Linked DNA regions of Homo sapiens: regions 1 and 3 are each linked to region 2. A link is an interaction called in ENCODE POLR2A ChIA-PET data of the cell type or tissue named here. Cell type or tissue: HepG2. All regions are shown on one strand. Each heading gives the region's core, and the rest is flanking DNA. Links, peaks and the distances in the headings are about the cores only.

Evidence for each region. ChIA-PET counts read pairs that join two places held together with the same protein. Peaks named below come from ENCODE experiments on the same cell type or tissue, not always from the same donor. Only the 100,000 strongest peaks of a DNase experiment are listed, where the experiment ranks them.
Region 1: POLR2A ChIA-PET joins it to region 2 with 7 read pairs; 6 of 35 experiments call an interaction of 5 or more read pairs at or near these places.
Region 3: POLR2A ChIA-PET joins it to region 2 with 6 read pairs; 6 of 35 experiments call an interaction of 5 or more read pairs at or near these places.

What each region holds. Positions count from the first base shown.
Region 1 is chr2:42,053,696-42,060,323 of GRCh38, forward strand. PKDCC (protein kinase domain containing, cytoplasmic) reads left to right here. Exons shown (of 7, transcript NM_138370.3): 3 at 341-612; 4 at 1,246-1,325; 5 at 1,591-1,698; 6 at 3,526-3,699; 7 at 3,908-4,822. The coding sequence ends at 3,993. Among named protein-coding and RNA genes, the nearest start is that of PKDCC, 9.0 kb to the left of the region's middle. RefSeq lists enhancers at 1-530, 4,398-4,898, 6,389-6,458. In HepG2, for the core only: a CTCF peak has its summit at 1,301 (motif pointing left); DNase peaks (open chromatin) are centred at 196, 1,276 and 2,456; H3K4me3 peaks cover 807 bases.
Region 2 is chr2:42,128,875-42,136,506 of GRCh38, forward strand. No RefSeq gene overlaps it. Among named protein-coding and RNA genes, the nearest start is that of EML4, 37 kb to the right of the region's middle. RefSeq lists enhancers at 3,833-4,806, 4,807-5,778. In HepG2, for the core only: no CTCF peak of the experiment used is centred there; a DNase peak (open chromatin) is centred at 4,387.
Region 3 is chr2:42,237,251-42,244,882 of GRCh38, forward strand. All of the region lies in intron 1 of EML4 (EMAP like 4), which reads left to right. Among named protein-coding and RNA genes, the nearest start is that of EML4-AS1, 71 kb to the left of the region's middle. In HepG2, for the core only: a CTCF peak has its summit at 1,680 (motif pointing left); a DNase peak (open chromatin) is centred at 1,621.

The DNA.
Region 1 (6,628 bases), core at 23-5,022, 76 kb before region 2:
ATACCATCCTGACCCTCCCGATATTTCCATACACTGAACTAAAACAACATTCAGGATGCAACTTCAGGGAAGAGATGCATTATCCCCAGACCCTCGCTGCTGCAGTTTCCCACCCACTCCATATCATTTCCAGGGTCAGGCCAGCCGAGAGTTAATAGAAAATCACTGGCCTCCTCTCTAAGGCTGCTGACCTTGGCCTTTGTGGAGCCCTGGGGCCTATAGAAGAGAAGTGCCAACCCCCACAAGCAAAGTTCAGATTCCAAGAGGAGGGTGCCCTCGAGTCCCACAGACCCCCAACCCAGGAGAAAAGCAGTGAGCAGTCTTTTCTTGTGCCCCTCAGATCTGCCTGAGCCTGGGCCGCCTCCTCCACCACCTGGCCCACTCCCCACTGGGCTCCGTCACTCTGCTGGACTTCCGCCCTCGGCAGTTTGTGCTGGTGGATGGGGAGCTCAAAGTGACGGACCTGGATGACGCACGTGTGGAGGAGACGCCGTGTGCAGGCAGCACCGACTGCATACTCGAGTTTCCGGCCAGGAACTTCACCCTGCCCTGCTCAGCCCAGGGCTGGTGCGAGGGCATGAACGAGAAGCGGAACCTCTATAATGCCTACAGGTGACCTCCACCCCTGACTCGGGAACTCCATCGAAGGAGAATGGGCCAGGAGGGCATGGCAGGAAGAGAGCCAACGTGGAGGCCAGCTGGGCAGGGAGACTCAGCCTTGACCAGAGCAAGGGAAGGCTTCTACCCTGTCCAGAAGGGAACATTCAGGCCTCTGATGGAGAGGCTAAAAATAGACAGCTCCAAGGAGAATCCGGGTTAGGGGGTGGCAGCTGGAGGCTTCTTAAAATAGTGTTGGACTCGGAGCCTAGGGCTGGTGGAACTGGCACTTTTCCCTTCCCACCCAGGCCCTTGTGCTCTGGGAAATTCCTCACTGGGCCCCAGCCATGGGGCTGCTCCGACACCGGGAGTCAGTCAGGGGATAATGTGGGGCTGGGAGGTGGGCAAGTCCTGGGAAGGGTTGGGAAGCAGGCCCCTGGTTTCGGTTAGTATGAAGTTAGGTGTGGTGTTAGCATGTGCCCAGAACCCTCCCCCGAGGCTGAGTAGACTTCACTGCGTTCTGCCTGGTTGCTAGGCCTGAGGGATCCGGCTCCCTGGCCAGGTTAGCGTTCTGCCCCAGGTTGGAATAGAGGAAGGATGTGTCTCCAAAGGCTGGATTCCTGAGCCACTGGTTTCCCTCTGCCACAGGTTTTTCTTCACATACCTCCTGCCTCACAGTGCCCCGCCTTCACTGCGTCCTCTGCTGGACAGCATCGTCAACGCCACAGGTGAGCTCTCCAGGGCCCATCTGCTTCCAGGCACCTACCCCACCCCCACCCGCCAGCAAAAGTGGGGAGAAAAATAACCCAGGGCAGCAGGGGTTCTAGAAACCATCACTTCCTAAGGTGGCATTCTGCCGCAACCTCCCCGCTCCCCCGCCCTCTGTTCACTGGGGCACAGGCTCTGGAGGCAGAGGTGGGAGCAGCTGGCTGCTGACTTCAGGGAGGAGTGGGAGCCCCAGGCATCCTGTCTTAGCCACACTGCACTCTGCAGGAGAGCTCGCCTGGGGGGTGGACGAGACCCTGGCCCAGCTGGAGAAGGTGCTGCACCTGTACCGGAGCGGGCAGTATCTGCAGAACTCCACGGCAAGCAGCAGTACCGGTGAGTGGCCCCAAGCTGATCCACAGGGAAGCAAGAAACAGGTGGGAGGGTGAATGACCCCGCCCAATTAGGCTAAGTGGCTCACCCTTTCTCTGGGGACCCTTGTCTCCAAAGGCCACTGTAGGGGCTCACATAGAATCATGGAGGGGCTGACATGGACTAATTTGAGGTTCCATCTCTAGCTGAGCTAGAGCAACTATAATTCTGCCTTCAACCTGGGGTTGGGCACTGATACCCCTACTCTGGATGGCTCCAAACCCTATCATGTACTGGCTATATGACTTTGAGCAAGTTACCCCTTGAACCTCACTTTCCTCATCTGTGAATTGGGTTCACTATTACCCACCTCACCAAATTCTTATGGGAATTAAATGTCAGGTGAAATGTGTGAAAGCAATTAGTGCAGTTCCTATGACACAGCTGGAACGCAGTATATGTTTGCTTCCCTTTCCTTCCTCTAACCTCCCGGGGCTAGAAGGGCACTGCATGTTAGGGAAGGCACACACTGAAACCAGCCAAGAAGCCCCAGGGCAGGGGGAGAATTCTGGCCACTGGTTTCAGGCTGTGGTCCTTCTGCTGAAGCCCTGGGGTTTAGCTGGGGTTGGCAGGGGTTGAGGGGTGAGCAGGTTTCATATTCAAGGAGTTCTGGCTAGTCTTAGGGGTGGGGGAGCCCTGTTAGCCCTGTAAATAAAGTTTAACGAGGTGAACAATGGCTGGCTCTGTCCCTGAGGATGCTGTTTATGGGGCTGTAAATCACAGTCAGCCCTGGACTTTGGTCTAGTCCCTGGTAGAAGGAGGCAGGAGGGTGGGGTGGCCAGAGGCCCAGGGCTTCTGCATTATCAGTCCAGAGCTGGGGCTCTCCAGGCAGTGGGAAAGACAGGAGCAAACAAGAGGCCAGCAGCTGAGGAGCTCACTGATTGTGAGTTTTCAGAGCTTCTGAGGCTCTCTCTGTAGAATGAGATCTCAGATTTTCCCTCCAGCCCCCTCCCCACTCTAGCCATGGATTTTTTGCATTTTAGTCCATTTGCATGCCTCTTAACTTCAAAAACCCCGACTCCCTTCCATCCCAGGCCCTTCTGAGGAACTTGCCTAACTTCTCTCCCCAAGGCCAGGAGAAAATGTGAATGAGGGTTGCTCTGAACCCTTGCAGGCCACACTGGATGCTGGTTAGAAGTACAGATTCTCAGTTCTACCCCAGACCTACAGAATCAGAATCTTCATTTGGTTGGGCATGGTGGCTTACACCTGTAATCCCAGCACTTCGGGAGGCTGAGATGGGAGGATCCCTTGAGCCCAGGATTTCAAGGCTGTAGTAAGCTATGATTGTGTCACTGCACTCTAGTCTAGGCAACAGAGTGAGACCCCATCAAAAAAAAAAAGAAAAAAAAAGAAAAGAAAAAGAATCTGCATTTTAACAAGAGTCCTTGGTAATTCACATGCACATTGAAGTTTGAGAAGCCTGGCTCCAACTGTCTAAAATGTCCTGGCCTCAGCAATTAGCCTAGACAGCTGGGACTCCATGTGTCCCTGTATATGTCTGTACCCCTTTCATGTGCCTGCTATCTTGTACTGCCTGACCAAGCTATGTGCCCTTAGATTTGGGAAATATGTATCTCCTGAAAATCAAGTCTGTGCTTTGTCTTTATTGAGCAGTCAGCCCTGTTTCAACAGTGGTAGCTGCCTTCATCTGCGTGCTAGAGGGCTGGGCTGGACTTCAGCTTTCACCTAGGAAATGAGTCTTGCTGCCCTTTCCAGAAAGTGACACATCCTTGGGCACTCAAACCTGGGCATACAGAATTCTCATTTTACTCCATCCCCAACCCACAGAGTACCAGTGTATCCCAGACAGCACCATCCCCCAGGAAGACTACCGCTGCTGGCCATCCTACCACCACGGGAGCTGCCTCCTTTCAGTGTTCAACCTGGCTGAGGCTGTGGATGTCTGTGAGAGCCATGCCCAGTGTCGGGCCTTTGTGGTCACCAACCAGACCACCTGGACAGGTGAGCCAGTGGGAGAAGCCCTTCCAAGGGAGATGGCAGGACCTCTCTGGAGGTTGATAGATAGTGATCCCCCATCGGAAGTCAGAGGGGGTGCTGAGGTGATGAGAGAGAGGTATACGTGTCTTCAAGGCAGTCAAATTAGGGAGAATGGTCTTGCCTCCAGAAAGAGAAACATCCAGCCCTGTTACCTCTCACCTCTGCCCCCCAGGTCGGCAGCTGGTCTTTTTCAAGACTGGATGGAGCCAAGTGGTCCCTGATCCCAACAAGACCACATATGTGAAGGCCTCTGGCTGACCTATCTGAGGGCTCGGCTGACCAGCTGACTATCCTCAGCAGCTGGGCTTGCCTGTGGAGGGAGTGACTTGCACTGGCAGCACTGCATGTCACCTGGGAACCCCTGCAGACAAAGCTAACATCCCAGACAGACAGATGTGACCAGGACAAACGTGCAATAATGCCAAATGTTAAAATGTGAGTTTACCAGCCTAGCTATGGGACTGCTGGCTCCTAGTCCAGGAATCATGGGGGTATGACTGCCTCTCCAACCCTGTGGGCTGTAAGCAAGCTCAGGCTAGTCTCCCCACTGGGGGCTGTGCCCCTCCCTGGGACGGTTCCGTGGGCAGCCCCATCACTGTGTTCAATAGTGTGAGAATGTAGCTAAAGCCCCTGCTGCTGCTGCTGCACATGCCACAGCAGGCGGTGGGGGCTGCGTGGGGACAATCCATCGTGGAGTGTTCTCTCAGCTTAGGTCTGGACAGGAGACTTGGCGGGAGATGCTCCAGGATGTGGGTGATTCTGTACCTGGGGAGGCTATCTCTGACCTCCCGACAGGGGACACTCCCAGGCCAGCCCAGGGGTCAGGGGCAGAGGTGCACACCTCAGCATGAGCCAAGACTGGGGTCAGGGAGCAGGTGTGGTTTGAGCCAGGACCTGGGGCGGGGGTGGGGCCGGGGCCTTTCTGCCTCATTTGCTTTCAATGAAAGCCTCAAAGCAGCCAAAACCAGGCTTTCCCCCTTCCTCGAGTTTGAATATCCAGAATCTTTTGTACTTCTTGTTGGTTAAATTGTTTATTTTTGTAAAAAATAAAATAAAATTAGTTAATAAAATGATGTTTCACAGCAAACTCTTCCCTAATGACAGTTTCTTAGGTTGTGACTTCTTGGTCCTCAGTTATATCCTTGGTATATGTTTGTGGGGATGCATGTGTCACAGGGGAAGATGAGTGAAATCTCAGCAGCAAACCCTGAAGTCATCACAAAGTGTTTTCAGGCCCTGCTCCCACCCATGGTGCCCACCTCCTGCTGGGTCTTCCACATCGTGTCCCCAAAAAAGACATGGGGACTCCCTTTTCCCCCAAGGAAGTTCTCATTTTTACAGACCGGCTTCTTATGTATGAAGCCCTAACCCAGTGGAATAATGTCCTCATGGTGAGATGTCAGCCATGAAGGGGTCACAAGGAGCACCCGAACAACCTGCAGGTGGGTCAGCTTTACCTCTGCCCAGGGTTGGACCTGGCCTGGGCCCACCACAAGGTCATGGGCACTAAGCTTTTCTGAGTCTTTCCCTGAACATGAAATATATGAACATTCAGAAGAAAGGAGGGTCTGTGGAAAGACCAGCTTCCACTTTGTCAATTTTAGGAGGGAAGGTCTAGCTGGGCTATATCGAAGTCCAGAGCAAAAACAAGAACCTGCGGGTTTAGGATCACACGGAGGCCAGAGAGCTCCGCCATGAATGCAGGGCTTCTGACTTGAAACCCATATCTTCTCTCCTATACACCATTCTACTTTTAGAATATTCTGGATGGGCACAAACCTTTGGAGGCTTTAAAAAGAATAACCAAACTTTAACCTGATTTCTCCTCAACAGACGTGGTTGGTGTAATTTGTCACATAACAAGATGTCCCTGTAGTTCGAGGTGACTGAGGAGCCGTATTTGCTCTGCAGCCCTAGTCATAGTCGCCGCTCTGACCCTCAGGGTTGCAGCTCACCACTGCCATCCCCAGCCCACACACCCCACATCTTGCCTCTGGTGTTGGGCTTGTTGATTGTGGGATTGTGGGTGGAGGGGAGAGGCAGAGCCTCCACAAAGCCTCACACCATGACAATGCAGCCAAATCCTGCCATGCTCACCACCCTCAGACCATCCTTAACCCTCGAAGGAGGACCTCAGCTTCCATCACCCTCGGGCCTCCTTCCCTAGCTGAACTCACTCCATGCAACATGCATAGCCCACCCCACGCAATCCAGTACTGGACTTTACACAATCCTCTATTACCCTCCAACAGTCATATGGCCTGTGGGGCTCTGAGGGCCGGAGGAACCGCATCCACCAAGGAGGCACAAGGCGGGGCCAGAAGTGATGAGAACCTGAGGGGAGGGGGCTGGGCCAGGAAGTTTGCGAGGGCTGCACAGTCCAGAGGGACCCAAGGACCCAGTAATAACCAGGAGAGAGGCCCGCAGGGCTCAGGAACCACAGGACTCTGGGGAAAAAGACCAAAGTGAACCAAGTACTGCCTTCCTGGCTTTGAGAGATTTCCAGACGAGGGGTTCACCAGCCCCTGGAGAGGGACAGAGGGAAATAATACTTCCAGAGGACCAGGCTCTGGCCTCAGCAAGGTACAAAATTATTCCAATTCTAGCCCAGAAAACTGAAGCCCAGGTAACAGCTGCTAAGTGTTTCAGCAAGCATTCTAATCCAGCCTCCCTCCAAGCCTGCGCTCTGTCCGGTAGTACGGAGTGCTGCCTCCGAGAAGGGACCCATTGCAGCAGGAAGAGTGTAAGCTAGAGTTAGGGAAGCGCCTCCTTCCTGTGAGTGTGTAACAAACCGAAATGGAGGTCCCGCAAGGCATAACATCTTTTTAGAAAGACTGACACACAGTGGCTGAAGGGGATGGTGGACGGCTCCTTCCTTAGTGAGTGAGCCTTG
Region 2 (7,632 bases), core at 1,281-6,280:
GTTTGTGACTACCAGCTCCTAACCACGCATTCTGTTCCTATGCTTTGTTCCTGACCTTCAGGACCTTTGTGAAGCTTCCCGATGGCCTGATGGTAACAAACTCTCAAGCACATACACTTTAAGAATAATATATCCCTCTCAGAGCTACACCACTGAAAGGTGTTGCTTCAACAACAGAAAGATTTATTACTTTCTTCCCTCACAGAAAAACCGCAGGAATATTTCCTTCTTGACTGCAGCAGTGAGTTCCAAGTTTCATTAAAGAACCGGCCAGATGCTTCCTCCTAGCTTGCGTGGGAAGAAGTTAAGATAAAGAGCATTTGAAACTCTACCTCTGCACACCTGCCCCATACCTTATTCCCTTTTGACAGTTCTTCTTCCTGTTTCCCCAGGGTTGGGGATATAGAGCCATGTGACCTGCCTCCCCAGACAGCTGGGGCCCTGGAACCTCCCTGGCCCCTCACCCTCTGGTATTAATAATAGATGGCTCTTAGTGAGTTGCACATCTGCCATAAAGCAGGCACTACACTTTTCAAATTGTCTCAAATTCTTAACACCCAAACCGGAAAAGAGCTGTAATCTGAGTGTCTGCTGCTTGGACAGCCCTTGTAGTCATAACAGCAGAATCTATCCTTCTGCCTCTGTCACTGAAAAGCACCTTCCTCCAGTATATCTGCACACAGGGAGTAAGTTTCTTATTCCCAAAGCCAGTCCACACAGCAGCCTGTCCCTCTGCTCTTACCTGTCCCTAAACTCCACACTCAGCTGGGACCTCCGCTCACAGCACTGTGGGTCCTGCCCCAGGACTCAGGGCTGCCCTCTTCCCTTGACATGACACTGATGGTGGCCTCAGGGGTGTAGTAGGCAGAATAATGATCCCCAAAAATGTCCACATTCTGGAACCTGTGAATATCTTACCTTACATGGACTTTGCAGGTGTGATTAAGTTAAAGACCTTGAGATGGAGAGATGATCCTGGCTTATCCAGGTAAGCATGATGTAATCACAAGGATCCTCATGAGGGACAGAAGGAGGCAGGAGAGTCAGAATCAGAGAAAATGAGAGGATGGAAGCATAGGTCAGAGTGATGTGAGGCGGGAACCGAGGAACGCAGGCAACCTTCAGAAAAGGGCTAGAAAACTCCTTCTCCCCCAAAGCCTCGGGAATGAACGCAGCCCTGCCAACACCTGGATTTTAGGTCTTCTACCTCCAGATCAGGACAATAATGAATGTGTGGTTTTAAGTCACTAAATTTGTGGTAATTTGTTACACCAGCAGTAGGGAACTGATACAAGAGGTGACACAGGAATGACACATTGTTCTAGGTGCTAGAATAGAGCAGTAAACACAAATGACAAAAATTCAAGCCCTCACAGTGCTTACATTTTAATGGAACCCTCTTTTATGATATTCCCACTCAAAAGGGTTCACAATGTCTACCCCTCTTCCCCAAATAGGCTAATCTGTAATATATGGATAATCCACAGCAATACATTTTTCACAGTCTGAGTTACTCAGATAGGAATCATGCCACATAGTTAGATGATTCCCAAAATAATCCATAGTAGGCTTCATTTCTCCTTTTCTTATTCTTTTCAGGGTTCTTCCGCCAGCTTGAGGTCAACATATTCCTCCTCACTCTTCCTATGGTTTTCTGATCTCCTATGAGTAACTCTTAGATCTCTCTCTCTCTCTCGTTCTGTCTCTCTCTCTCACACACACACATGCACACACCCCAAAGACAATCATTCTCAACCTAATTCTGTATTAGTGAGGAGGTCTTTCTAAAGGCAACATATTCCATCCAACTAAATTAAAATATGACTTTGCTTTTGTTATTCAGAGTGGCTCCAGTCCCCTTTTTTTGGCCCCCCACCACCACTTATAGACTATGCCCTGGGCCTACCTGGCACTGGAAATGCTGCCCATCACTGTGCCTTTTTTTTTTTTTTTTTTTGAGACGGAGTTTCACTCTTGTTGCCCAGGCTGGAGTGCAATGGCACCATCTCGGCTCACCGCAACCTCTGCCTCCCAGGTTCTCCTGCCTCAGCCTCCCGAGTAGCTGGGATTATAGGCATGCACCACCACGCCTGGCTAATTTTGTATTTTTAATAGAGACGGGGTTTCTCCATGTTGGTCAGGCTGGTCTCAAACTCCCGACCTCAGGTGATCTGCCCGCCTCGCCTTCCAAAGTGCTGGGATTACAGGCGTGAGCCACTGGGCCCAGACCATCACTGTGCCTTTCTAAACAGAAGGCCTCCACTTGTGAGCATCACCCTGGCTATCCAGAGAACTGATAGAAGCTGAGTGGATGTGCTTTTTCGATACACTGAGCCACAGCAAATTCCTACCCAGGGCTTCCTCTCTACTAACAGTCCCTGCTAGAAGTGAATGAGAAACTCCCTTTTCCCCATCTATAGCAAGCCCTCTAGTGTCATGGGATTTTTCTTCTTTTAGTTACAGACAGGAATCCCCAAGTATAGGTACCTCCTTTTAATCATTTATAAACGATCCTCTCCTCCTCCTCTCTCATGGTCTTTTCCTAACAAAAAATGAGGACAATTCCAATTAAGCACAGGCACTTCAAGTGAATACTTTCGATTAAAACAAACTTTAACTCGGGCACAGAGGAATTTCAGAAGGAAGAATTGTTGCTGTAGACTCTGATTAAATTTGCCAAAAATAATAACGCTTGTGGTAGAGTAATTATTGTGATATAAAGAATAATACATTTCTTATATGCTGCCTAAGTACTAGGGACATGTGCTGAATATTTTACTTGTATTAGCTCATTTAATCCTCACCAATGAATTTAGGACTATTATTATTCACATTTTACATATGAAAAGATTGAGCTGTGAAGAGCTAAGAAAATTACTCCAAGATGACACTACTATTTAGTGGCAGAGCCAGGACTCAAACACAGGTTTGCCTGACAGCCAGACCCTAACCACCCTGCCATTCTGCTGTAGAATGCTTTTCCAGTTAGAAGCCTATCCAGGGTGGCACCTTCCATCTCTGTTTCCATTTTAAAGTGAAAATGCTGAAGGAGGAATGGAGGAAAAAAAGACAGGTTCATGACCAAAATTTGACCACTGTGAGAATTATGGATAGATAAGTAGAAACCTGAAAAGCCATGAACGACAACAACAAACTTTAAAAATCACATCGAATTGAGCAATGGTAAATGCAGAAATTTGGGATTTATGGTCGAAACTGGTGTAGGGACTGGTGGCAACATTTATTTGCAAAGCGTCAAGGACTGCCACCTCCATTTAGATGCCTTTACTACATGAAAGTCTAAAATACTCTAAAGAGAATCCCGGGAGAGGCTACAAGCCAAGAATCTTTGGCTTACAAAATAGTGGGGGCTGCTTCTTCCCAAGTTACCACGCACAGAAGCAAAACTTGGCAGTATCTGAAACAGAGGATTTTGATCCTGTTCCTACCATTGCTTCCAGAGAAGGAAGCAAAACAAACCACTGAGTTCTATCTACTCCGGCTCCTGAGCACCAAGACCCTGCTTGGAAGAGAATCTCACCTTGCCGTCTGCTCAGGAAAATCAGCCCCTCTAGAGGAAGCACCAAAAGACCTAAGTGCAGGGCTGGAGTTTCCTACCCCTTCTTATTTCCTGTGGAGTTCTGTTTCTTGAGGAAACTTTCCCCAAATAATCTAGCTGCCACTCTGACACCATTTTCATTGAGTAATTCATGGTGATGTCACGCCAACTAGGCACTAGGGGAAGCCCTGCTTTTATGGGTTGGCTCTTCATTTAGGAATTTTTATTTTTCTGACTTCCATCCCTTTTTCACTGGACTCCACTTTTTTTGAGGCAAGATGCCTGAGTGGTGAAGTGTTGCTTGCTTTTGAGAAAAGGAATTCCTTCTGGTTGAGAGGCAAATGGTTGAGTGAAGGCAAGATGCATGTCCTGTAATAGTACATCTTAATTGGAGAGCTGGCAAGAGAGGAAGGAGGTGTGGGCCTGCTGCGGGCTCTGTTATTCCTAATAGGGTTCATTGAGCTAAGCACGGAAGATGGGCTGGGGGCACTAGGACTAACAGCCACCCCCTGAAGACACAATCACGCATGCCTGGGGAGCTGACCACCTCCTTTTGACACCTGGACAGCCACATCTAACCCACATCCCCACGTTCCCGCCTTGCCTCTCAGCTGCTCTGTGCAGCAAGACAGCAAAGGCAAGTTTGGCAAAGCTCGCCTGTAAAAGCCTAATCCAAACAGCATGTCCGCTGAGCTCAGCGGGGTGACTCATGTGCAGTGATGTGTGAGGCCAGCGAGCAGAGATTAGGATCTGGCCCGCCCGCCAGCCTACCTTGCACTTCCTTTGATCAACTCTGATGGTTTTTAATTCTGCAGAAGCAGCTTCCTGCCAGCAGCAAGCAGCTCTCAGTGGCGGCTGGAGCTGCGTCTGTGCTGACCTACTTGTCAGTGGGGAGGGAGGCATGTGCTAATGGCACTGGGACATCCCGGGCTCACAGGCTACACGGAGCGAGAGGGCAGCCTCTTTTGCTGAGGTGCCCATGGTGACATCAGAAGCTTGCTCCTCAGCCAACACCAGCAAGGCCATGCGTGTGAGCAGCCTGGGCTCTGAACGTGCTGCTGGTATTGGTTAGAATCACGGGGTAATCAAGAAAAATGGGACTCTCCCTGGGGGACTCTTTTTGGGAAACTGGGGCATCTCTAAGGACGCCATCTGGCACAAAATGAAGCACTCTCTGGGTTCTTCAGAAGTACTCTTTTACATCTGTTTTGCTTGAAATGGAACACATTCGGAGTATATTACTTTTTTGAACCGCTCCTTCCCTGCTTGGTTGGAATGCGTTTGCCTCTTGATTCTTCCAAATCCCCTCGATTACCACTGCCAAGCAGAGCACCTGAAATCTGGTCTCCTGCTTTCTCATTCCCTCTCTTCCACGTCTCTCCTTTCTCTCTCTTTTCTCAGGAAGGATAGCAGTGATTCTAATCTTGGCTGCATGTTAGCACCACCCTGGGAAGGGGCTGTGGTTAAAAAAAATTCCCCAGTCCCAGGCTCTGCCCCAGATTAATTCAGAGTCCTGAGGGTAGGACCAGGCATTAGTACTGCTTAAAGCTCCTATTGTGGCCAGGCGCGGTGGCTCATGCCTGTAATCCTAGCACTTTGGGAGGCTGTGGCGGGCGGATTGCCTGATCTCAGGAGTTCGTGACCAGCCTGGGCAACACCGTGAAACCCCATCTCTACTAAAATGCAAAAAAATAGCCGGGCATGGCAGCACGCGCCTGTAGTCCCAGCTACTTGGGAGGCTGAGCCAGGAGAATCGCTTGAACCTGGGAGGCAGAAGTTGCAGTGAGCTGAGATTGCGCCATTGCACTCCAGCCTAGGCGACAGAGCGAGACTCCGTCTCCGAAAAAAAAAAAGAAAAGAAACGAAAAGAAAAAAGAAAAGCTCCCATTGTGCAGCCAAAGTTAGAAGTCATTGGGATCTTGGGGTTGTAGGCCATCAGCCAAAAGCCCTAACAATGGTTCTTATCTGTCCTCCCACCACCATTCAGAAGGGTCTAAGAAGTGATGTGTACTTTAACCACTTAAGGCAAAATATTATCTGGATGGGATAACTAGCCTACATATTAAGAAGAATTTCTTATTCCGATTAAAAGTATTTACCGGCTAGGTGCAGTGGCTCATGCCTATAATCCCAGAACTTTGGGAGGCCAAGGCAGGAGGACCGCTTGAGCCTAGGAATTCAAGACCAGCCTGGGCAACATAGTGAGACCCTTGTCTCTACAAAAAATAAAATAAAAAATTAGCCCAAGCATGGTGACGTGTGCCTGTGGTCTCAGCTACTCGGGAGGCTGAGGTGGGAGGATAGGATCGCTTGACTCTGGGAGGCGGAGGTTGCAGTGAGCCGAGATCACACCACTGCACTCCAGCCTGGGCCACAGAGGGACACTCCGTCTCAAAAAAAAAAAAAAAAAAAGTATTTACCATCCAACTGAGACTTAGCACAGACAGTGAATATGCGTGACTGAAATACAAAATAGATGAGTCTTAACAGACAAGTAGGGAATGATTCAGTACACAGAGCATGATCAACTGAATGGAAATTTCTGGAAAGCAGGTTTGTCTGTGGTGATGAAGGGTTGTGGGTAGGGCAATGAATAAAATAAAGACCCCTAGTTATATTTTAATTTCAGCTATAGAAAACTAATGCAATATTTGGGATATATTTATAATAAAAAATTCATTGTCTGAAATTCAAATTTGACGGGATGATCTGTGTTTTGTTTTGTTTTGTTTTGTGTTTTTGCTAAATCTGGAAATCCTAGTTTGGGTGGCAGGCTAGAGAGGAGAACCTCAGGCATTTGAGGGAGTGGTGGGTCTCATCTGTGTGGAACTGTCCCCCAGGGGCTGCAGGGAAAGCATACAGGCATTTGGGGTTGTCCCAAAAATTAGGGGTTGCTAGTGGCATTTGGCAGATGTGGATCAAGATGCTAAATATAGTACATTAGGTATAGTTCCAATGAAGTTTTGTTCTAATGAAGAATTGTCCCATCGTAAACACCAATAGCACCTAGACCAGTGCCACCTGCTGTACCATTTTACTGAGGACTGACTCTATCAGCCTCACATAGTTGATTCCCAGAAAGCAGTGCACCAGCTAGTCAGAGAGCTTCAGAACCTGCCCTCAAGGGAAGAGACAACCAACGTCCCAGGTATTTGCCCCAAAGCCTCCTATGGTCCAAACCAAGGCATATAGCTGGTCCACTGAAATGAACCCCTGAAACGAACTGCAAGCCTTCGAAGCTTACTCTGAGTACCACCTCCTTCAGGAAGCTTTCTTTTGACTGCTCCAATTTTCACTAATCTGTCTGCTCTGAGTACCACCTCCTTCAGGAAGCTTTCTTTTGACTGCTCCAATTTTCACTAATCTGTCTGCTCAATCCCTAAAACTCTTTTTCTTCTAATTTAACATTTGAACATATTCTGCTAATAGTTCCCTGTGTGCTAGCCTGTGAGTTTTTCTCTCCAACTAGCCTGGGTACTCAGGAAAGTGAGATCAACTTCTGGGTGGCCTTGGGTGTAGCTGACCTGTGCAAATAGGGGAGACAGTTGACATACAGATGAAAGGGGAGATGGGAAGCCATACAGAGGAAGGAGAAGATCAGGAACCAGAGATAAGATAATTCTGTAAATGGATACTAAATTGAAGTCTGGGCTTCCTGACAGCTCAATCAAAAAGTGAAACACAATTGGTTACATCACTCTTACTGTCTGAAAAAAGGAAGCAATATCAGCTCATGAGGAAATGTAATCTTTTCCCTCATGCTAAATTGTAAGTGAAATTTATTACATAGATCCTAAAAGACAGGATTCTGAGAAACAGAATGAGCAATGACTCCAATTGAGTTTTCAGAATATACAAAAAGGGTTTGTTTGTTTGTTTGTTTGTTTGTTTTTCTGTGATTACCCTCTAAGAAAGTCAGAACTGGTGGGAAGCAGTGGCTCACACCTGTAATCCCAGCACTTTGGGAGGCCGAGGCAGGCAAATGGCTTGAGCTCAGGAGTCCGAGACCGGCCTGGGCAACATGGTGAAACCCTGTCTCTACTAAAAATACAAAAAAAAAATTAGTCAGGCAT
Region 3 (7,632 bases), core at 1,477-6,476, 110 kb after region 2:
TCATTTATTATGTGTTACAGCTATCTTTCCCATGTGTATGGATTACTTTCTCTCTTTATTATGTCTTTTGGAGACCAAACATCTGAATTCCATTGTAGTTAAGTATCAGTATTTTATGGTTTTTTTGGTGTCTTTTTTGGACCTTCCTGTTTGTAGGATATGAAGACATTTGCAGTTATTTTCTAAAGATTTTATGATTTTGCCTTTAATTCTTTAATCTTCTTGGATTTTATTTTTGTGTGTGGTGGAGATATGGGCTTTAATATATGGTTCACCCTTGAATAACATGGGGGTTTGGGGTGCCAACTCCCTCCCTCTCCCGCTCAGTCAAAAATCCACGTATACTTTTGCTTCCCCAAAAACCTGACTACTGATAGCCTACTATTGACCAGAAGCTTTACTGGTAACAAGTTGATTCACATATTTTTGTGTATTACATATATTATATGCTGTACTCTTATAATAAAGTAAGCTAGAGTAAAGAAAATGTTATTAAGAAAGTCATAAGGAAAATTCATTTACTATTCATTAAATCAAAATGGATCGTCATAAGACCTTCCTCTTCGTCATCTCAACTACTCAACATGAGTTGAGTAGGTTGAGGAGGAAGAGGAGAGGTTGGCTTGCATTTTCCTGTTAAGTACTTAAGTATGAATAAGTTTTAAAAAGTGATTACTTATTGGTAGCATATAAGTTCAGAGTCAGGAATGATGGTTATGCCAAAAAACAACCAGTTGTCCATGTGGGTGTCTGAAATAGTGACACCTTTGTTTTCTGATAGTTCAGTATACACTTTATTTCATGCACAAAATTATTTTTTAAATACTGTATAAAATTACCTTCGGGACATGTATGTAAGATGTAAGTGGAACATAAATGAATTTTGTAGTTAGACTTGGATCCCCTCCACAAGATATCTCATTATGTATATGCAGATATTCCAAAATCTGAAAAATTTGAGACCTGAAACACTTCTGGTACCAAGCAATTCAGATAAGGGATACTCAACCTGTAATATGTTTTTAAAATAGAAGAGGTCCTCATTTTAGAGACTTCTCATATAAACAGTTCAAAAAGCTTAGTTATTCAATGTACCATAATATAGGAAATTAGATTGGAAAGGGAGCATTGCTATGGATAGGCATAGCTAATCCCAACTGCAAAGAGGTAAGGGGAAAAGTAGAAAGAAAGATTAGAAAACCAAAAATGTGGTCTGGTGCAGTGGCTCATGCCTGTAATTCCAGCACTTTGGGAGGCTGAGAGGGGAGGATTGCTTGAGGATGGGAATTCAAGACCAGCTTGGGCAATATTGTGAGACCCATCTCTACAAAAAAGAAAATTAAAAATGTAATTTTGTTTTTATTTTTTTATTTTTTATTTTTTTGGCAATAGGGTCTTACTCTTTTGCCCAGGCTGGAGTGCAAGGGTGCAGTTATAGCTCACTGCAGCCTTGAACTGGGCTCAGACAATTCTACTGCCTCAGCCCCTGAATTACAAGCATGTGCCACCACACCTGGCTAACTTTTAAAAAATTGTTATTTATTTGTTTTAAAGACAGGGTCTTGCTCTGTCACGCAGACTTGAGTGCAGTGGCACAGTCATGCCTTACTGCAGCCGTGACCTCTTAGGCTCAAGTGATCCTCCTGCCTCAGGACTGGGACTATAGGTGTGTGCTGCCACCCCCTGGCTAATTTTTTTTGTAGAGACAGGGTCACCCTAGGTTGCCCAGGCTGGTCTTGAACTCCTCGGCTCACGCAATCATCCTGCCTCAACGTCTCAAAAGTGCTGAATTATAGGCCTGAGCCATGGTTCTCAATTATTTAATTAGAAGTATAATAGCCTCTAGGGCATCATTTCACCACAGTGCTTGCAGCGTAGTAATTAATATTCTAAATGAAGACTGAGTCACCAAGAAGTGGTTACATTATGATGGTGTGCCCCCACTAAGAAAACAAGACAGTAAGTATTCTGTTTTAGAAAGATATAAAATCGGTAAAATCCAAAGGTACTAGAATGTGTAGGCATGTCTTATTCTGATATGATACTGGATTGCCAACTTTTGGATATTTATAATGAAACACAATATACTTACCTTTGCAAAGGTGACACATTTCTCAACAGTTCAGAAAAAAATTAACTGTGATTCAGTGTAATAAAAGCATAATGAATAGCTATCATTGTATTCTTTAAACTGTAATATTTCAAACTTTATAAAGTTTACGAAGTCACATGTAGATTTCCTTGTATTTCTAAAAAGAGACTGACTCATGCCGGTAAATAGATCAGACTGATAGTGAGAGGTTTCTGGATCTCCGTTTTCTCTTCATTCTTTACTTTTTTTCTTAATGAGTTCAAAAATGCTTGAGAATTCATTTGTATTTCATATTTTAACCTTCAAAGCTGGAAACTATTTTGAGAAGGGGCAACAATTTTTAAAAACCAGGGGGCAATTAGAAAAAATGTTTAAAGGGAGGGGATTACCATTTTTAGCTTATACTCCTACTCTATAATAAAGGCGGCGGGGGGTGGGGTGTAAGGAAAATGATCTAATCTACTTGATCAAGAAAAGGGAATGTTAATAGCCCTCAGAAAATATATTCATTTACTGAACAGTTATATCCCTTAGTTTATTGTGAATGAGAATGGGGGCATCTTAGAGATTGGGAGGGAAAAAAAATAAGAGCAAAGTTTTCAAAATGGAAAGAACAAGAGCAATGCATAATATAGTCATCAGAGGAAGGAACTCTGACTCGTTTGCTGTGTGGCCATGGGTAACTCACCTGATGTCTCAGAGTCTTAGTTTACTTATTTATAAAATGATGAGAGGGGTTGTTGGACTTCAAGATAGTGTCTGTTCTTGTTTTAGTAATCTATGATAGAAATTTAAGTTATTTGCATTCTCCTTTGCTATGTTCCTTATAACACTGGAACACTGTAACTGGAGGAAACTTGTTTTAAGAAGTTAAGCTTCAGAAGCAATGCATTTTACCTTAAAGGGCATAAATTAATACACATTTTTATTGTGAAATTCGAATAATACAGGAATACATACACTAAAAAGCAAAAATTTATTTTTATTTCCTCTTTTCTAATCTTACCTTCCTAGCCAGAGGTAACCCAGTTACCAGTTTGATGTGTGTACTTCACAACTTCTTTCTGTGTACATTATATATACATATGTGTGTGTGTATATGTGTGTTTTTTGTGTTAATTTTTTAAAAGTGTGTTTTGGTGTGTGTCTATCAATTATTCAGTACATATTGTTTTGCAGTTTGCTTATCCACTTAAGTCATCTTGTAGATTTTTCAAATTTTTAGCTTATGCTCCTACTCTGTTATTTTAAATTATTCCATGATATTCTATGGTATGGACATATTACAGCTTATTTAACCTCATCCTTAGACTTCAGGTCATTTCTAATTTTGTGGCAATAATAAACAGTGCAATAAAGAACATCACTATAGGATAGCAACTTACTGAAAGCATCCTGTATTGCCATGCCATGCATTATTTCATCTAATCATCCCAAGCCTGATGTAAGTACCAGTTCACATGAGTAAATTACACGTGAAGAAAGCAGTCACAGAGTTGGTAAATAGCAAACAGATGGCCGGGCGTGGTGGCTCACACCTGTAATCCCAGCACTTTGGGAGGCCAAGGCAGGCAGATAGATCCCTTGAGGTCAGGAGTTTGAGACCAGCCTGACCAACATGGCAAAACTCCATATCTACAAAAAAATAAAAGTTAGCTGGGTGTGGTGGCATGCGCCTCTGTAATCTCCCAGCTACTCCGAGCCTCAGCTAATAGAATCTGAGGCAGGAGAATCTCTTGAACCCATGAGGCGGAGGTTGCAGTGAGATTGCACCACTGCACTCCAGCCTGGTCGACAGAGTGAGTCTCAAAGAAAAAAAAAAAGCAAACAGATAGATGTATTTAGTCAGTGTAATACCAGAGTTAATGCACTATTCTACCACAGCTTTTATTGAATTCTCAAAGAAATTCATGCCCCTGAAAGGGTTAAGAGCCAGGATTTTAGACAGGAAGGAATTAGAGCTGTGAGGAACTCTGGTGATAACTACTATGCTCTGTTACATTGCCATTGCTTGTTGCCTTGGCTATAGTGACCCTGTAATTGATCATCCAAGTCAGGGAACTTGAGAGTGAAAGAGGGGGCATTATGATAATATTTATACTGAGATAGGAGACATACTTGTTCTGGAGAAACTGAGATACTTGAACATGTTAACCCTAACATAGGCCATCATCACCTTTCACATGGGTTACTGCAACAGCCTCCTGTCTGTTCTTGTGTTTACTCTTATCCTGTTCCAATCTATTTTCACACAGCGACCAAAATGATCTTCCTGAAACAAAAAACGGATTAAATCACTCAGTAGTTTAAGCCCCTTGCGTGGCTTTGTGAAAGGATGTATTTGTTTGGTCCTCATGTGATTATTGTTAGAATGCAGCATAGAATAAAATAAAAGGCACATAAGGTGAGAGTCAAAAGACTTGTCTTTGAGTCTGAGATACCTAGATTAGTTTGGTGACCTTGAGCAAGTTATTTAGTTTGAGCTATTTCCTCCAGTGTAAAATATAGATTGTGTGTGTATGTGTGTGTGTCGGGGGGGGGAAGCTGAGGTAATAAATATGAAAGGCACAATATAAATGCAGGCAATTGTTAACTTTGTATATGTTATGCCCTTTGAAAAATTGTTCTTGTGTCTCACAGTGTCTATCAGGGTTTGGTAGGAATTTTACAAGCTGAACCACCTTTCTTGTCACTATCCAAGTTTCACACAACTTAAACACCTTAGTCATTTTTTAAAAAATCAAAGTTTGTAAAAGTTTGCTGAAGGTAAGTTACCAAGCTGGTACTAAAACCTAGCACCCTAACCTTGGCATTATAGCCTGATGATCTAGTAGTTCAGCTGCCTTCCCAGAATAATTAAGCAGGTTATATGTTTACAAAAATCATATAAGCATTTTATCTGTGGTCATAATATAAAGATATAGCTCATCTTTCATGAATTGAGAACATTTTAGAAAAATATATCCATATAGTTTACTGACTTAATCGCGGCCTTTGGTTTACAAATAATGGCTTGCAAAAAGTGAATTTATTACGTTACATAATTAGCTGGGAGGAATATTGGAGCAGCTCTCAGAATTGAAGGGCCAAGGCTTCAGAGAGTATAACTGGAACACAAGGTAGTTAGAACCACCTTTATTTTTGACAGTCCTAGGGTGACATCCTGGTAGCTGGAGAACCAAGGTGGATGGGCTATAACTCTACCTCTGGGAAATTCAAGAGGGCTTCATTTGGCCTATCCTGTATCTCATGACTACTACTCCTGTGGTAGTATTAGACTGAGCCATATTAACTAACTCACTTCCTTCCTCCCTCCCTCTCTCCTTTCCTCCCTCCCTTCCTTCCCTTTTTTCTCTTTTCTTTTCTTTCCTTTTCTTTTCTCTTCTCTTCTCGTCTCGTCTCGTCTCTTCTTTTTTTCTCTTTTCTTTTTTCTTTTCTTTCTGATAGGGTCTTCCTCTGTCACCCAGGTTTAAGTGCAGTGGTGTAATTAAAACTCACTGAATCCTTGAATTAAACCCATCTTTGACTGGGTTTAAGTGAGCCTCCCATTTCACTTTTCTGAGTAGCTGGGACTACAAACACGTGCCACCATGCCCAGCTAATTTTTTCCATTTTTGTAGACATGGGTTCTCACTACGTTGCCCAGGCTGGTCTCGAACTCCTGGGATCAAGCGATCCGCCCACCTTGGCCTCCCTAAGTGCTAGGATTACAGTCGTGACCTGCCTTGTCCAGCTGAAATTTCTAGTAGTAATATTTATACAACTGAAAAGGTCATTTTATATGGTTCAGTCTCATAGTATGGGGCGCAGAGGGTAAAGTGAAGCATCATAGATTGACAGCTCTACTAGGACCAAGAAATATGGTGGAGTTTCACAAAAGACAAGAGTGGCTATTCTTCCTGTGAGAAGAAGGAGAATAGGAAAGAATTTTGGGTAGAAAGAATAGTGACCATAGTCTAACATACTTACAAAGAATATAGATCAGCTAGAATTCAGCTAGACCACCGTGGAAGTGAAAAATACTTAAAATATAAAAATTTCTAAGGCGAGAGACTGAATTGTTCTTATCATTCCTTAAGCATCTCAGAGTTGGACACATGTGCCTTTAAGTAACAAATGTGCTCAAAGTTTTCAAATTGTAACTTTTGTACTTTGTACATATCCTAGGCACACCCTCCTTAAAACAATCCTATTTAAAGGTGAAGAAATTAATGCTCAAAGAACTTGCCTAAGATTATGTAACTAGTTAATATGGAACCAGAATTTGAAGTCTAGATTAAAGATGAAACCCAACTTTTCCTTCAATATCTACGTCTCAAAGATAAGACTGTCAGTGAAATACCAGTAAAGACAGAAGAGAGTACATGTGTATGCATGGGAGGTCTGGTGGTGTATATCATCTTAAATATGAAATATGAATATTGTTTACTGTTCCATAATGTAATGGTGATAGCTTTGGTTTTTTAAATGTTGTGGTGGTGGTTTTAAACTTTGAATTAAATTAAGTTCCATAGCATATTATCTCAGTGTGAGAAAAAAACAGTACATTCTGCCTTATTGTCTGAATGACTGAAACAGTCATTTAAATGATCTCAGTGTGGTCCAAACAGCTCTTACATTAGAATCTAAAACTTGCCCTCAGTGTAAGCCAACGGTGTTTTTAACAGTTAGTTATTTCCCTGAATTTTCCTGCTTATACTGAATGAACCAATAGCAATTAATGTTTTTTTTGTTTTTTGTTTTTTGTTTTTGTTTTTTGTTTTTTTTTTTTTTTTGAGACGGGGTCTTGCTCTGTTGCCAGGCTGGAGTGCAGTGGCGTGATCTCGGCTCACTGCAACCTTTGCCTCCTGGGTTCAAGCAATTCTCCTGCCTCAGCCTCCCAAGTAGCTGGGACTACAGGCACACGCCACCAAGCCCGGCTAATTTTTTGTATTTTAATAGAGACTGGATTTCACCTTGTTGGCCAGGATGGTCTCGATCTCCTGACCTCATGATCTGCCCTCCTCAGCCTCCCAAAGTGCTGGGATTACAGGCATGAGCCACCGCGCCCAGCCAGCAATTGATGTTTCTATATGTTTGGATTCTTATTGACCCAACAAATACAGTAGTATAGTCTAAAGTTACATAACTTTGCAAGTCCTTTGTAATTGCTGTGGTATAGCTAAGCCTTATTTGAATAGTCTTTCTCTTGTTGCTGTTACATACCTAAGGCAAATATTAAGTATTTACTTCATAAAAACCTTTTTTTAAGAGAGGTTGTGGTGTTAGGTGGAGAGAAGGAGCAGCAAAAGGTCTTTTGTTAATTACATAGCAATACCGAGTTCTGTGGGGTGTGGGAGAGTATGATAGTAAAAAGTAAAGTAGTAAAGATGCTTCCTCATCATTGTTGGTTAAGGTGATAGACTCCCTATCTGATACATAAAACCAAACAAGTGATTTATATGCCTTTTCTGTTTTCATAGAGAACTGTGATAATAATGTAATTAAGAAAGGTTAAATAGTTTGCTGTCTTGGAAGTTTCCTGATGTCTACAAGATGAT